2 separate regions of the Homo sapiens genome follow, and region 2 is linked to region 1. A link is an interaction called in ENCODE POLR2A ChIA-PET data of the cell type or tissue named here. Cell type or tissue: PC-9. All regions are shown on one strand. Links, peaks and the distances in the headings refer to the core of each region. The heading gives the core; the rest is flanking DNA.

The links. ChIA-PET counts read pairs that join two places held together with the same protein. Peaks named below come from ENCODE experiments on the same cell type or tissue, not always from the same donor. Only the 100,000 strongest peaks of a DNase experiment are listed, where the experiment ranks them.
Region 2: POLR2A ChIA-PET joins it to region 1 with 5 read pairs; 2 of 35 experiments call an interaction of 5 or more read pairs at or near these places.

Annotation. Positions count from the first base shown.
Region 1 is chr15:56,802,136-56,810,506 of GRCh38, forward strand. No RefSeq gene overlaps it. Among named protein-coding and RNA genes, the nearest start is that of ZNF280D, 73 kb to the left of the region's middle. RefSeq lists an enhancer at 4,698-4,867. In PC-9, for the core only: no CTCF peak of the experiment used is centred there; a DNase peak (open chromatin) is centred at 3,846; H3K4me3 peaks cover 666 bases; H3K27ac peaks cover 705 bases.
Region 2 is chr15:57,047,061-57,052,060 of GRCh38, forward strand. The region is part of intron 3 of TCF12 (transcription factor 12); the gene reads left to right. Among named protein-coding and RNA genes, the nearest start is that of TCF12, 130 kb to the left of the region's middle. In PC-9, for the core only: no CTCF peak of the experiment used is centred there; no DNase peak of the experiment used is centred there.

The DNA.
Region 1 (8,371 bases), core at 1,745-6,744:
CCCCCACAACTGGTCAATCATAATTCCTTATCTTCCTGGGGTTTGGCACATGACCTACCAAGATAAAACTTCTGCCCTTGAGTTTTATAAAGGGGCTATGGAGAGGAAAGCTCTTTTAATCTCCTGAGTTTGCCAAGCTGTGTTAATGTAAGTGTGAATTTGTTAGCCCACCCCTCACATCTCATTCCTACCAAACCACAAAAAGTCATCTGTCTTCAGTAGATGTGGTTGAAAGAATCACATACGAAAATACAGCCTGGAGAGAGACAGGAAGATCTAGCAATGTTTTATGTCTCTAGACTTCTCCAAGCCACCATCACCTTGTATTTCTTTTTAATAAGAGCCAATAAATTCCCTTTTAATTTTCAGTTTTTTTGAATTGGGTTTTTACCACTTGCAACCAAACAAGATACTATATGCAAAACTTGAAGAACTAACTCTAAAACTGACAGGAGTACGTTTTAAAATTGAAGCCCTTCCCCTGCAAACACCTCACCAGCACCTCAGTTCTTAAAGCATATTAGAACATCAATAGTACCTGTAAACCCAACATTTTGGGAAGCTGAGGCTGGAAGATCACCTGAGACCAGGAGTTTGAGACCAGCCTGGACAACATAGTGAGACCCTTGATCTACAAAAGACTTTTGAAATTAGCCCGGTGTGATGGAGTGTGCCTGTAGTCCTAGCTACTCAGGAGGCTGATGCAGGAGGATCACTTGAGCCCAGGAGTTCGAGGGTGCAGAGAGCCATAACTGAGCCACTGCATTCCAGCCTGGGTGAGAGAGTGGGATCAAGAAAGAAAAAGAGAGAAAGGAATGAAGGAAGGAAAGAAGGAAGGAAGGAAGGAAAAGAAAGAGAAAAAGAGAAAGAAAAGAACATGAACATCAATAGAAGCCATGAGTGTGTGTCTTTGTGTCTCCCATTGCATCATGTGCTAGATGTCTAGGAGCCTGCAGCAGGGTCCCTTGTACACTAGAGGATTGTGTTAATAGAGATTAGAGTGTATCCAGCTGAAGGGGATTTCAGAAAGAAAAGAGATTATTTCTTTTCTCTTTATGCAATGCATAAAAAAATTATGGGAGAAATGTCAACACTTATTCCTGGAGGTTATGTAGAGTGGTAAGCTATTTTTTTCTGAAAGGAGAAGATTTAGGGAAATTTAGCCAAGCATGAAAGGTGATTTGTTCCAAATCCTTTCATACATGTACCTGAGTAAACCCAAACAATGTAAGTGTCTTCTGGCTGGTTCCAAAAGGAACTAAAATTTATCTGAAACTGAGACCATAACTCCCAAACCTGGTATTCTTTTAGTACTTCTTATCAGTATAATGTCACGGCCATTTATCCAATTTATGTGTAAGACAGAAACCGAGGGGTTATCTTTAATAACTTCTTGGTCTTCATTTCCTTCAAATCCAGTGAGTCACTGAGTTGCATCCATTTCATCTTCCACATGTCTCTTAAATCTCTCTGCTTATTCCCAATTCTTCTGTGATTTCCTCTGTCCAGGCTATCATCACACTGGATTACTACTCTAACCCACTAACTGTTCTTCCCTGCATGCAGTCTTGATCCACTCCAAGCCGTTTCAGACCATTTTCTACTCCAAAGCCCATCTTGCTTTGTTGTTGTCATTAATGCAGATCTGTTTATGTTATTTTTTCCTTTCTCAATCTCCTTAAAAATCTCCAAAGTATGTTGGATATCTGATCATGTCTGTCCAGAAAATTTCTATCCTCCTTATGACAGTAACACCCTAAGTTTATTTTAGGAAACCACCTCTCCCCAAGGTGGTTTGAGTGGGATTACCCCCATCTCCAGCTCCAGAGTTATGGATTCCCTAATTGGCTTCCCTAGCCACAGAGATAATGTTAGGGGAGGGCACTTAACCCATACCTAAACCATGTAGAGCACAGCATTCCCCTAGCCAAAGAATGGCTTCAGAGTGGGCATATGATTTAAGCAAATCCAATCAGAAAGATTGACTAGTTCTTGGGACCATGGTAGGAGCCAGACTGAAGATTAAGGATAAGGGTAGAGTCATGGGATCCAAAAGAGCCAGAACTGGGGCAGGAAAAGATCATCACCCTATGAATAAAACTTGTCCTTAGAGTGGGATCTGAACTCTGGACTTCACCATAACATAAGCCAATGGTTCTTTTTCTGCCTTTCTTTATTTTATGAAGAAAGGCTGGATTGAATTTTCTATTACTGGCAACCGAAAGGTTCTTAGCTATTATTCATCCAAGCTAATGTATTATTGCACGTAGAATAAAGGCAAAGTTCTTAATATAGCTTGAAGCACATTTGCATTTGCTGCCTGAGCTCTAGCCACAGAGGCCTATGTTTAACTTTTGTTCATGCCCTTCCCTCTTCCTGAAACCTTCCTGGCCTCCCACACACCCAATATTATGCATTTTGTCTTACTTATGCTTTAACTCTCAGCTCAAATTCCTTTCGTGACCCCTTAAACAGACAAAATCCCCTTAATATTCACTCTGAAAGTCCAGGAAGGATTCAATTTTGGTACTTATAAAAATATTTGTGAGATTATTTCATAAATGTCTGTCTCTCTCACTTAACTCTAAGTTACATGTAAGAAACTCTCCATAAGTTTCAGTTAACAACACACTATCAAATAACAACTTGAATTATACTTGAAAGGAAGAAGAAAGTCATAGTAAATATCACTGGTTCACTCACAAAATGAAAATAGGTTAATAAAATTTATTTTAAAGCCATCGTAGGAGGAATTTTCCTGGTCACATCCAAGCAACTTATAAAAATGGGAAAATTTAAAAACAGATGTATCAGAAACACATATTATTTTATCTAGAAAATAAATTAAATAGTGGAATTAACATCTTTTTATTGTAGAAGATTAAAGAATAAATTTGTCTTTAATGTAATTCAACCAAAGGGGGCAGAATACAACCAATGCATTAATTTAGAAGTGGATGGAATGATTTGGGGAAAAAAAAACCAGGATTTCTGGCAAGTTTCCCCTTCTGATTCAGAGCTGCAACAAAGAAGCTGTTAAAATGTTTGCAATTTCGTTTCAGTGTTGGATCAAATAATATACACGTGCAGCTATTGGAAAAAAGATTTTGAAATGATTTTGTTGTATTACAACTTACGCAGTCCATCATGGTCAAAAGACCATTTTAGATGAATTTCAGTTTTAAGAGGTCATATTACTGCATCAGTTTTTTTTTCCCTTGCTGTTCTATCTTCACTCCAGAGAAAAAAACAGAAATGTATGGGAAGGCTAAACTAACAATGTTGTTGCTCTAATGGAAGTTTCATAAATACAACAAAATTTATTATATTCTTAGTGGAACAATACTTAGTTGTTTTCAATAATAGTTGAACAAAATATATATATTTCATGAGTCTAGACTTGGAAAGAGCTGTGACAGCACAATTAGAGACACCTAGAAAAATGCGGTATCCCCCTTACCGTGGGGGATACGTTCTAAAACCCCCAGTGGATGCCTGAAGACACAGATAGTACTAAACATGCAAGTGTACTATGCATGAATTTCTTTTTCCTTCTTCACAATTTCACAGAGGGAGGATTCATTCTTACTGTAGATCTTAGTAATCTCGGTATGTAATTTTTTTTCTTTTTTAAGTGGAGAACTTACACTTTTTCACTTAAAGAAAGCATTTTATGGATCCTCTTTGGCATATCCACCATCATCACCACTCTTGCACTTTAGGGCCATTAGTAAGTAAAATAAGGGTTACTTGAACGCAAGCACTGTGATACCACGACAGTTGATCTCATTATCAAAAAGCTACTAAATGACTAATGGGCAGGCAGCATATTCGGCGTGAATACACCGAACAAAGGGATGAGTCATGTCCCAGGCAGCATGGAGCAGAGCAGTGTGAGATTTCATCACAAAACTCAGGATAGAATGCTATAAAAAACATAGGAATTATTTATTTCTGGTATTTTCTATTTAATATTTTCAGATCACAATTGATTGTGGGTAACTGAAACCACAGAAAGTGAAACCACAGATAAGTGGGAACTACTTTAAAATCAGAATGTTTATATCTCTTAATTAATTTTTTCTCCAACCTGAAATGCCCTCCCTTCTCATTTTTGCCAAATTCAACTTCTCTTTCATTTTCAACAACACAAAAAGCTCTCACGTCATAACCTTATTGTTCTGTTTTTTTCTATACCTGTAGACTAGTACAAGTAGTACTCACCGTGTGGTATCAGTGACTTCCAATTGACAACTCAAGGACTATACTATCTGTACTCCAAATCACCTGGAAAACATTTAAAATATATCTTCCAAATTGCTCCCCACCCTGCCTCTCCCACTTTCAAGACTTGAGTCAGTAAATTAGAACATCTAAGGAATCTGCAGTCTTTAAAAATATTTTCTGGCCTGGTGTGGTGGCACACACCTGTAATCCCAGCACTTTGGGAGGTGGAGTCAGGTGGATTGCTTGAGCTCAGGAGTTCGAGACGAGCCTGCACAACATAGCAAAACCCAGTCTCTACAAAAAATACAAAAAGTAGCTGGGCGTGGCAGCCCACACCTGTAGTCCCAGCTACTCGGGAGGCTGAGGTAGGAGGATCACTTGAGCCCTGGAGTCAGAGATTGCAGTGAGCCAAGGTCATGCCACTGAACTCCAGCCTGGCAACAGAACAAGACCTTGTCTCAAAAAGTAAGTAAATAATAAAATATTTTCTGTACACCCCTGTTGATAACAGCATTATTCTCAATCTCCAAAAGGTGGAAGCAACTCATTGATAGACAGACAAACAAAATGTGGTATACACATACAATGGAATATTTTTCAGCCTTAAAAAAGAAGCACATTTTGACATATGCTACAACGTGAATGAATCTTAAAGAATTATGTTAAGTGGAATAAGCCAGTCACAAAAAGATAAATATCATATAATTCCAATTATATGAGGTACATAGATTTGTCAAATCCATATAGACAGAAAGTAGAATGGTGATAGGGGCTAAGGGAGGAGGCCACAGGAGTTATTGTTTAAGGATATGGAGTTTCAGTTTTGGAAAATGAAAAAAGTTTTAAGGATGAAAAAAGTTTTGGAAGATGAAAAATGTTAGAGATGGATGGTAGTGATGGTTGCTCAACAATGTGAATGTACTTAATACCATTGAACTATACACTTAAAAACAGTTAAGATTGTGCATTTTATGTTATGTGTATTTTAGCACAACTGAAAAAAATAGTTAAAAGGGTAAATTTTATTTTACGTATATTTAACTACAACTAAAAAAAACATTGTACGTGGGAAATGCTGGTCTCAGTTTTTTGTGTTGGTTCTTCATTCTTAATTGTCATAATATTTTATTCATTCATTTCTTTATAAATAATGCACCATGCATAATTCTAGATGCTGGAGACATAGCCATGACTAAAGCAGACAAGGTCCCTGCTCTCACAGAGCCATAATTCTACCATCTATGACATCTTATTTGTGAGGATGAGATGGTATAGCATGGGATGGAAACCCCAATTTTACAGTGGCTTTAACACTCAAGATTTTACTCTCTGATATAAAATATCAATTTGGCAGGGACTCAGGATCCTTCCAGCTTTGTTCTTTATCAACCCTAGGGTATGACTGTATAGACATGATCCAGTGTGACTGCTGAATAGAGCTGGTCTTTGCATCTGTATTCCTACCAGCAGGAAGGAGAAAATACAACCAAGGGCATAATCCTTATTTTAGGTATACTCTTTGAAAGTGACATCCCATTGACAATAACTTAAACAAATGGCCAAGCCTAGCTGCAAGGGAAGCTGGAAAATGCAATCTTTGTTCCTGGCAGACATGTGTTTAGCTAGAATGCAAGGGTTCTTTTACTGAAAAAGAGGAGAATGGACACTGGAAGAGAACTATCAGAATCTGCTACACAATTATTTTCCCAGCACATCTTGAATTCTTTGAAGGATAAGAGGTCTCTCAACACGTAGAATTAAAAGGAAGAGCCCCTAAGGGGAAAGCAAAAAGATAATTTGAAATGATATCCCTCTGAGGGCTTCACCCCTGGAACAGCCCACTTCCTATTGGGAACATTTCCTTTTGATATGTAGACCTATGAACTAAAGAAACAAAACTCTCTTGCACATTCCCAACATGCAGTAATGGAACAGGTAGAAAATACTGCTATGAACATTGCTTTTTAAAAAGGAAGAAAATTGATACACACAGGATTCACTGGTCCACAGCAATTTTGAAATCTAGCTGGACATATGTTGCCAGTTCCTTGATTAAAGGATCAATTCTACTGCCTGGGAACAATTCACTTTGGCTCTTGGCTCTACCCTCTTGGCCATCTTCATTTTCCATGGAAAATAGCCCATGTTTATGGCTGAGTAATTTTTGCAGCCTGTTTCTGCCCACAGAAATTTGGATTTCATTTTGTATTTTCTATATCTTTCAGTCCAAGTTGATATAATTCTTTTAAAATCTTTGAGTTTTTAATGAATTATATTATAATCCACTCCATTAAACAGAATTCTTACCCAAAGGTCTCCTTCAAGATAAGCCCTTCTCTACCTTGGTCTTCCTATTAGGCTCCCAAGGGACAACATCTTTAAGATTCTTATAAGCCCTTTTTTGATAAAGGTGATCTGTGGGATATGCCCTTAAGATCCTTAGAGGATCTTTTATCTGACTAAATTGTTCTCTGAGGAATCACTTGAGATTTTTCTGAGATCATATCAAAGGATCTTATTGTTCTTACCTAGGTTTCATCTTTGCCTTGAAGCATTTTCCTTAATTGACAATCTTACAGAGCCTAGAAGTGACAGTTTTATTTTCAAATTCAGTTTTGTGTTCATCTTATTTCTTTCTTCTCATCTTTTACCGTAAACAAGAAGAAATAGCCAGAGGGCACCTTCAACATTCTTCCAGTGAATCTCCTTAGCTAGATAATTCAGTTCATTGGGTATAATTTCTGCTTTCTACTTTATTACAGGTCCTTGTGTTGCTAAACATTCTGCCACTAAATAACAAAGATCTTCCTCCAATTTCCAAGAACTTTTTCTTACTTTACTTCAAGCTCTCTCTACAAGCCTTCTTGAGGACCATCAGACTCTTCTACCAGTATCTTCATGGTCCTTCCAACTTCCACCTTCTTCCCCAAAGCCACTATCATATTTTTAGATTTTTATTACAACACCCCGCTTCCAGGTAAAAACCTGTTCCAGTTTCTATGGCTGCAAAATAAATTACCCCAAAACTTAGTGGCTTAAAACAGCCATTTATTAGGCTCATGGATTCTGTGGGTCAGGAACTTTGAGGTAGTGACTTGTCTCTAGGTTAAAAGATTTGTGAGATGGAAGACAAAGGTTGGGGATGGGAATCATCTGAAGTCTCATCCCTCACATGTATGGCACCTGATACAAACCGTTCACTGGGGACCTTGGTCCTTCTGCCTGTGATTTCTTTGCATGGGCTAGTTTTAGCTTCCTCATAGCATGGCGGCTGGGTTCTAAGAGAGAGTACCCTGCAAAAGAGCCTGATGATAGCTAAATTGCTTTCTGTGACTTAAACTTGGAAGTCACAAAGTGTTATTTCTACTTTATTCTATCAGTAAAGACAGTCACAAGGCCCATTCAAGTTTAAAGACTCGTCTTCTTGAGGGAGAAGTGACAATATTCTAGTGGAGTATATGGGACCAGAAATAATGCTGTGGCCACTTTGGAAAACACAGGAGAAGCCTAGGAAGGTACTCCTTTCATTGAGCTCTTGGATAATAAGCTCATCTCAGGCTCTGCTTCTAGAGAACCCAACTGCATTAGTTTCAAGGGCTGCCATAATGAAGTACCACAAGGTGGGTGGTAGAAACAAGAGAAATTTATTGTCTCACAGTTCTCACAGAGAAACTTATTGTCTCACAGAGATCCGAGATCAAGGTGTTAACAGGGTTGGATCATTCTGAGGGATGTCTTCCACACCTTGCCTTTCCTTTCTGGTGGTTTGCTGACAATCTTGGCATTCCTTGGCTTGTAGGAGCATCACTTCACTGTTTGCCTTATCTTCACATAGTGTTCTCACTGTGTGCATCTTGCTGTATCCAAATTTCCCCTTTTTGTAAGGATGCCAGTCATATGGGATTGGGGTCCTCTCTAATAACCTCATCTTAACTAATTACATCTGCAATGACTGTTTCCAGATAAAATTACATTCTGATATAGTGGGGTTAGCACTTTAACATATGAATTTAGGGTAGACACAATTAAACCTATGACACTGACCTAAGGATAGAGGCAGGAGGCGGAGAACTATCCTAGACAGATAGGAGAGGGTCCCCAGAGAACCTCTGACCCACCAAGGTTATTGTGCACAGGGGGCTTG
Region 2 (5,000 bases), core at 1-5,000, 240 kb after region 1:
AGGGAGGAACATGGCTAATTCAGCTAAAGGACACAGAGCAAACTCAGAATAAATTCATACTTAAGGAAATACTGTCACCTATAAGTATTTTGCCAGCGTTTTGCTGTTGACATTGCTTTTTCTAACGGGTTTTACATACTTGATAGGTATTCTATATAATACTTAGAATATTTAAAATGGTGCTTAGTAGTACAAACAAGTTACTTTATCATAGATGTTTGTAGAATAAATGGAGAGATTTTAGCCCTTCACTTGTAATTCAAGGTTAGCAAAGGGAAGTGTGTTCTATAAATAGTTCTGTTAAGTTACTGTCTTCTATTGCTATCTTGATTACCAGCTTACTTTGAGAAAGATTGAACAAGATAAGTGATTTTTGTATACCTAAAACTATTCAACAATAATAATTTGAGTGGTTTAATAAGGATTCTTAATATAAGAAATTGTAATGGGGGTAGATGAGCAAAAATTGGTTGACTTATGGAGATCTCTGCCTTGAGCAGCAATTGATTATCTTGCAATATTACAAAAATGCCAGAAAATAATTCTTGATTTTTCACCCTTCTTCTCTATTTGGATTGTGAGAGAAAATATTTTTGAAAATTTTATAAAGAAAATATTAGCCTCAACTGAAAAAACCTTTTTTCCTCTTGAATATCAGTATAAATATACAATATCTCAAAACATACCCCCATTGTTGTGTGTCACTTAATAACGGCCATATGTTTTGAGAAATGCCTTGTTAGGCGATTTCATTCTATTGCTAACATCATAAAGAGTACAGTGCCTACACAAACTTAGATGGTATAGCTTACTACACACCTAAGGTTGTATGGCATAGCCTTTTGTTCTTAGACTACAAACCAGTACCCTATGACTGTACTGAATACAGTGGGCAGTTGTAACACAGTGATGAGTATTTGTGTATCTAAACATAGAAAAGGTACAATAAAAATACAGTATTATAATCTTCTGGGACCACTGTCATATATGCCTTCCATAGTTGTTATGTGGTGCATGACTTTATTTACATATGAATTTTCTACCTTTCATCTGCATTAAATTTCTAAAAATAACATTGCATTTACCTTCTCAATCTATAAATTTAATTAATTTCCTGGATGTAATTGGATGGGCTTACCAATCATAAGCCAGCACTCATATTCCTCCCCTGAAGTTTTTTTGTTTGTTTGTTTGTTTTGTTTTGTTTTGTTTTGTTTTTGAGACAGAGTCTCGCTGTGTCGCCCAGGCTGTAGTGCAGTGGCGCGATCTCGGCTCACTGTAAGCTCCGCCTCCCAGGTTCACGCCATTCTCCTGCCTCAGCCTCACAAGTAGCTGGGACTACAGGCACCCGCCACCACGCCCGGCTAATTTTTTGTATTTTTAGTAGGGGCGGGGTTTCACCATGTTTCCCAGGATGGTCTCCATCTCCTGACCTCATGATCTGCCCTCCTCGGCCTCCCAAAGTGCTGGGATTACAGGTGTGAGCCGCTGCACCCAGCCTCCTCCACTGAAGTTTTAATTGTGGTGGAGGACTAAGTCTTACTTTGTATCTTGCAAAAGACATGGCACTCTCTATCATTTAGGTAGATTTTTTTTCAACCTATCATTTTGGTTTGTATCGAGTTACAATTTTAATGAACATAATTTGCTGCTGTTTGTTTGATTTCTGTATGTACCCATTATCCTCTGGAAACCCACAAGAATGTGAGTAAAACATGAATATTGGGAAAAATTTATATATGGTGAAATAAGTGTATCTTAAATGTATAACTCAGTAAGCTTGATAAATGCATACACCCATCATCAATATCAAGATGTTTATATCATCAAGATATAAAACGTTTCCCTTATAACATGTAGAAGATACAATGGAGGGCTTCCAGCATTGAACACTTACTTCTCCAGCTGCTGGAAGTGTTGGTGAATGACTCACCAAAGTTGCTTTTCAAGAGTTACCCTCTGCTAAAGAGAGCCATGTTGACCGTGGTCACGTCCACTTTCTGGGGGCTGCCTATATCCACTTTCTGGGGGCCGTGGGATGGAGGGAGAGGTATAAAGGTCTTGGCCCACTTGCAGCAATTTGGGACAGTTCTCAAATGTCATCCCAGCTCCAGAACTTCCCATGTGATCAGTTGAGGCATTTGTTGCTATGTAGTTCAATTCATCTTCTCCCTCTACCCCTTTGTGCTTCCTTCAACTCATAGGTTGAGCATGAGAGAGCATTTTTCAGTGGATTTATTTTATAGATACTTCCGTCTGCTTCCCAGGAACTACCCAGCAGCACTCCAGAAAGATGTCTCATGTCTGCTTCCAGTCAACCCTTACCTACTCCAAACAACCATTGTTTTGATTTCTGTCACCATAGATTAGTTTCGTTACTTCTGGAATTTGCACATTGATGGAATGAAATAGTATGTCCTCTTTTGTGTCTGGCTGCTTTTGCTCACAAGATTTATCCACGTTGTTGTGTGTATTAGCAGTTTGTTCTTTCTGTTGCTGAATAGTAGTATTTCATTGTATCAATAAACCATCATACATTTATCCCCTTGGGTATCTATAGACATTAGGGCTGTTTCAAGTTTTTGGCTATTACAAATAAAGCTGCTATAAACAGTTTTGTGTAATTCTGTTTGTAGATACATATTTTCATTTACCGTGAACTGGAATTTCTAGGTCAGAGTTGAGAAGTATTTTAATATTCTGAAAAATTGCTTGTTTCCCAGACTGATTTTACTGCGACAGTTGTAGTTGCTCTGCATTCTCTCTAATTCTTGTTCTAATTGATATATTTAGTTTTGTAACATTACTATTTGTTTTCTTTTGCGCCATTAATTATTTTGTGCCTTTGTTTTGCCCTTTCTGACTTATTAATCAAATATTTTTTGTATTCAGTTTTAATTCCTCAACGTGGCTTTTTAGCTGGACCTCCTTCAGTTATTTTTAGGGGTTCCTCTAGGAATTACAGTATACAGTCTTATCACAGTTTACTCGGAGCTTATAGTTTACTATGTCAATGTAAAATTAAGGATCTTGAAAAGTATTATTCTGTATACCTCTTCCTATTCTTTGTCATACAAATGTTGCAAGGTTTTCAAAACAACTGTAGTTTCTGCTTTGAACAATCACGTGCATTTTAAAGAAAATAGAGGATAAATCATCTTTATTCGTACTCACATATTTGCCATCTGTATGCTTTCTTTTTTTTTATAGTTGTGAATTTTATCTGGTATTATTTTCCTTCAGCCTAAAAACTCTATTTAGTATTTCTTGTAGTTTGGGTTTCTAGTCAGTGATTCTGAGGTGACATGAGCATCCTTCATGCTTAAAGGATGTCATTCCTTTATTGTTTCTGATAAGTCTTCGTATCATTTTGCTCTTATGTAATTTATCTTTTTTCTCTCTGGTGAATTGAAGATTTCTTTCTTTGCGTTTGCACTTTAACATTTTTACTATTGGTGCATTGATGAGGTTTGCTTTGTAGTTCTCTCCTACTTAGAGACTGCCGAGTTCATTGGATCTACAGTTTTTTCACTGATTTGGGGAAATTTTTGCCAGTTTTTTTCTCTTAAATACTTTTGGTACTCTCATTACATGCATTTAGACCATTTAATGCTATCTAACAGGTAGCTGAAACTATTAATTTTTTCATTATTTTTTGTGCTTTAATATTGAATAATTTTATATTGATGTGTGTTCAGTTTTACTTACCATTTCTTCTGCTGCTCCAGTCCATTGTTAAGCTTATCCAGTGAAATTTTCATTTCAGATATTGTGCTTGTCAGTGCTAGAATTTTCTTTTTTTAAATGGTTTTCTGTCTTAAGAGCCTCCATTTGTTCATTCATTTTGACTGTCTTTTTCTTAAAGTGTTTGAATATTTATAATAGCTGCTTTAAAATCCTTTTCTTATTCCACCATCTTTGTCATCCTCGGATATGTTGACTAATGGTCACATTTTTATTTCACCACACATGTAGTAATTTTTAATTTCATATTGGAAAATGTAGGTGATATGTTGTAGAAGTTTTGGCTTTTGTTAATTTTTGCAGAGTTTTGTTTTTGCTCTGGTAGGTAGTTAAATTATTGGTTGATTATCTTGAGGCATGGTTTTATGCTTTGTTAAGGCAGGTCTGTAGAAAGCCCAAATTATTTACCAAGCCTTTCTAGTTAGTCTCTGCTGTGGTGCCCAGCATCTGAAATCTGTGATCAGTTATTTTAGCGTTCCACCTGTTGCTTTTAGTTGGGATTCTTGTATTCTTCCTCACGTTTATGTTGAGAGGTCATAAAGATTGGAGGGGAAATTAAATGTAAATTTTTGAACCTTCCTCAGCTGTGGCTTTCTGCTCCCTTGTGTTTCCCATCCGTAATTTCCAGTCACATTGGCATTCTCAAATTCTGTTTTCTGGATGCTGCCTTTTCTGCCTCCTCTCCTTCTTTTTTTTTTAAGTAGAGATGAGTTCTTGCTATGTTGCCCAGGCTGTCTCGAATTCCTAGACTTGAAGTGATCCTCCTGCCTCTGCTTCCCAAAGTGCTGGGATTACAGGCATGAGGCACCACGCCCAGCCTATTTTCTGACTTCTTAAGCAGAGAAGACACTGGCTTTCTGCTTGTCCAGCCACCACATTGCCATGTTGACTGGGGAGTGCCTTCATTTAACCATATAGATTTGGATCTTACCCAGAGAGTCTGGTTTTGTTCTTTGCTTTCTAGTTTCAGGTCTTATGTTTAAGTCTTTAATCCATTTTCAGTTGAATTTTTCATATGATGTGAGATCAGCATCCAATTTCATTCTTTTGCATGTGGACGTCCAGTTTTCCCATTGCCATTTTTAGAGACTATCCTTTCCCTATTATGTATTCCTTGTCAAAGAGCAGTTGACCATACACACATGGATTTCTGGGTTCTCTATTCTGTTCCATTGGTCTATGTGTCTGTTTTTAATGGCATGACTTTATGTCTGGACCATACTGTTTTAATTACTAGAGCTTTGTAATAATATTTT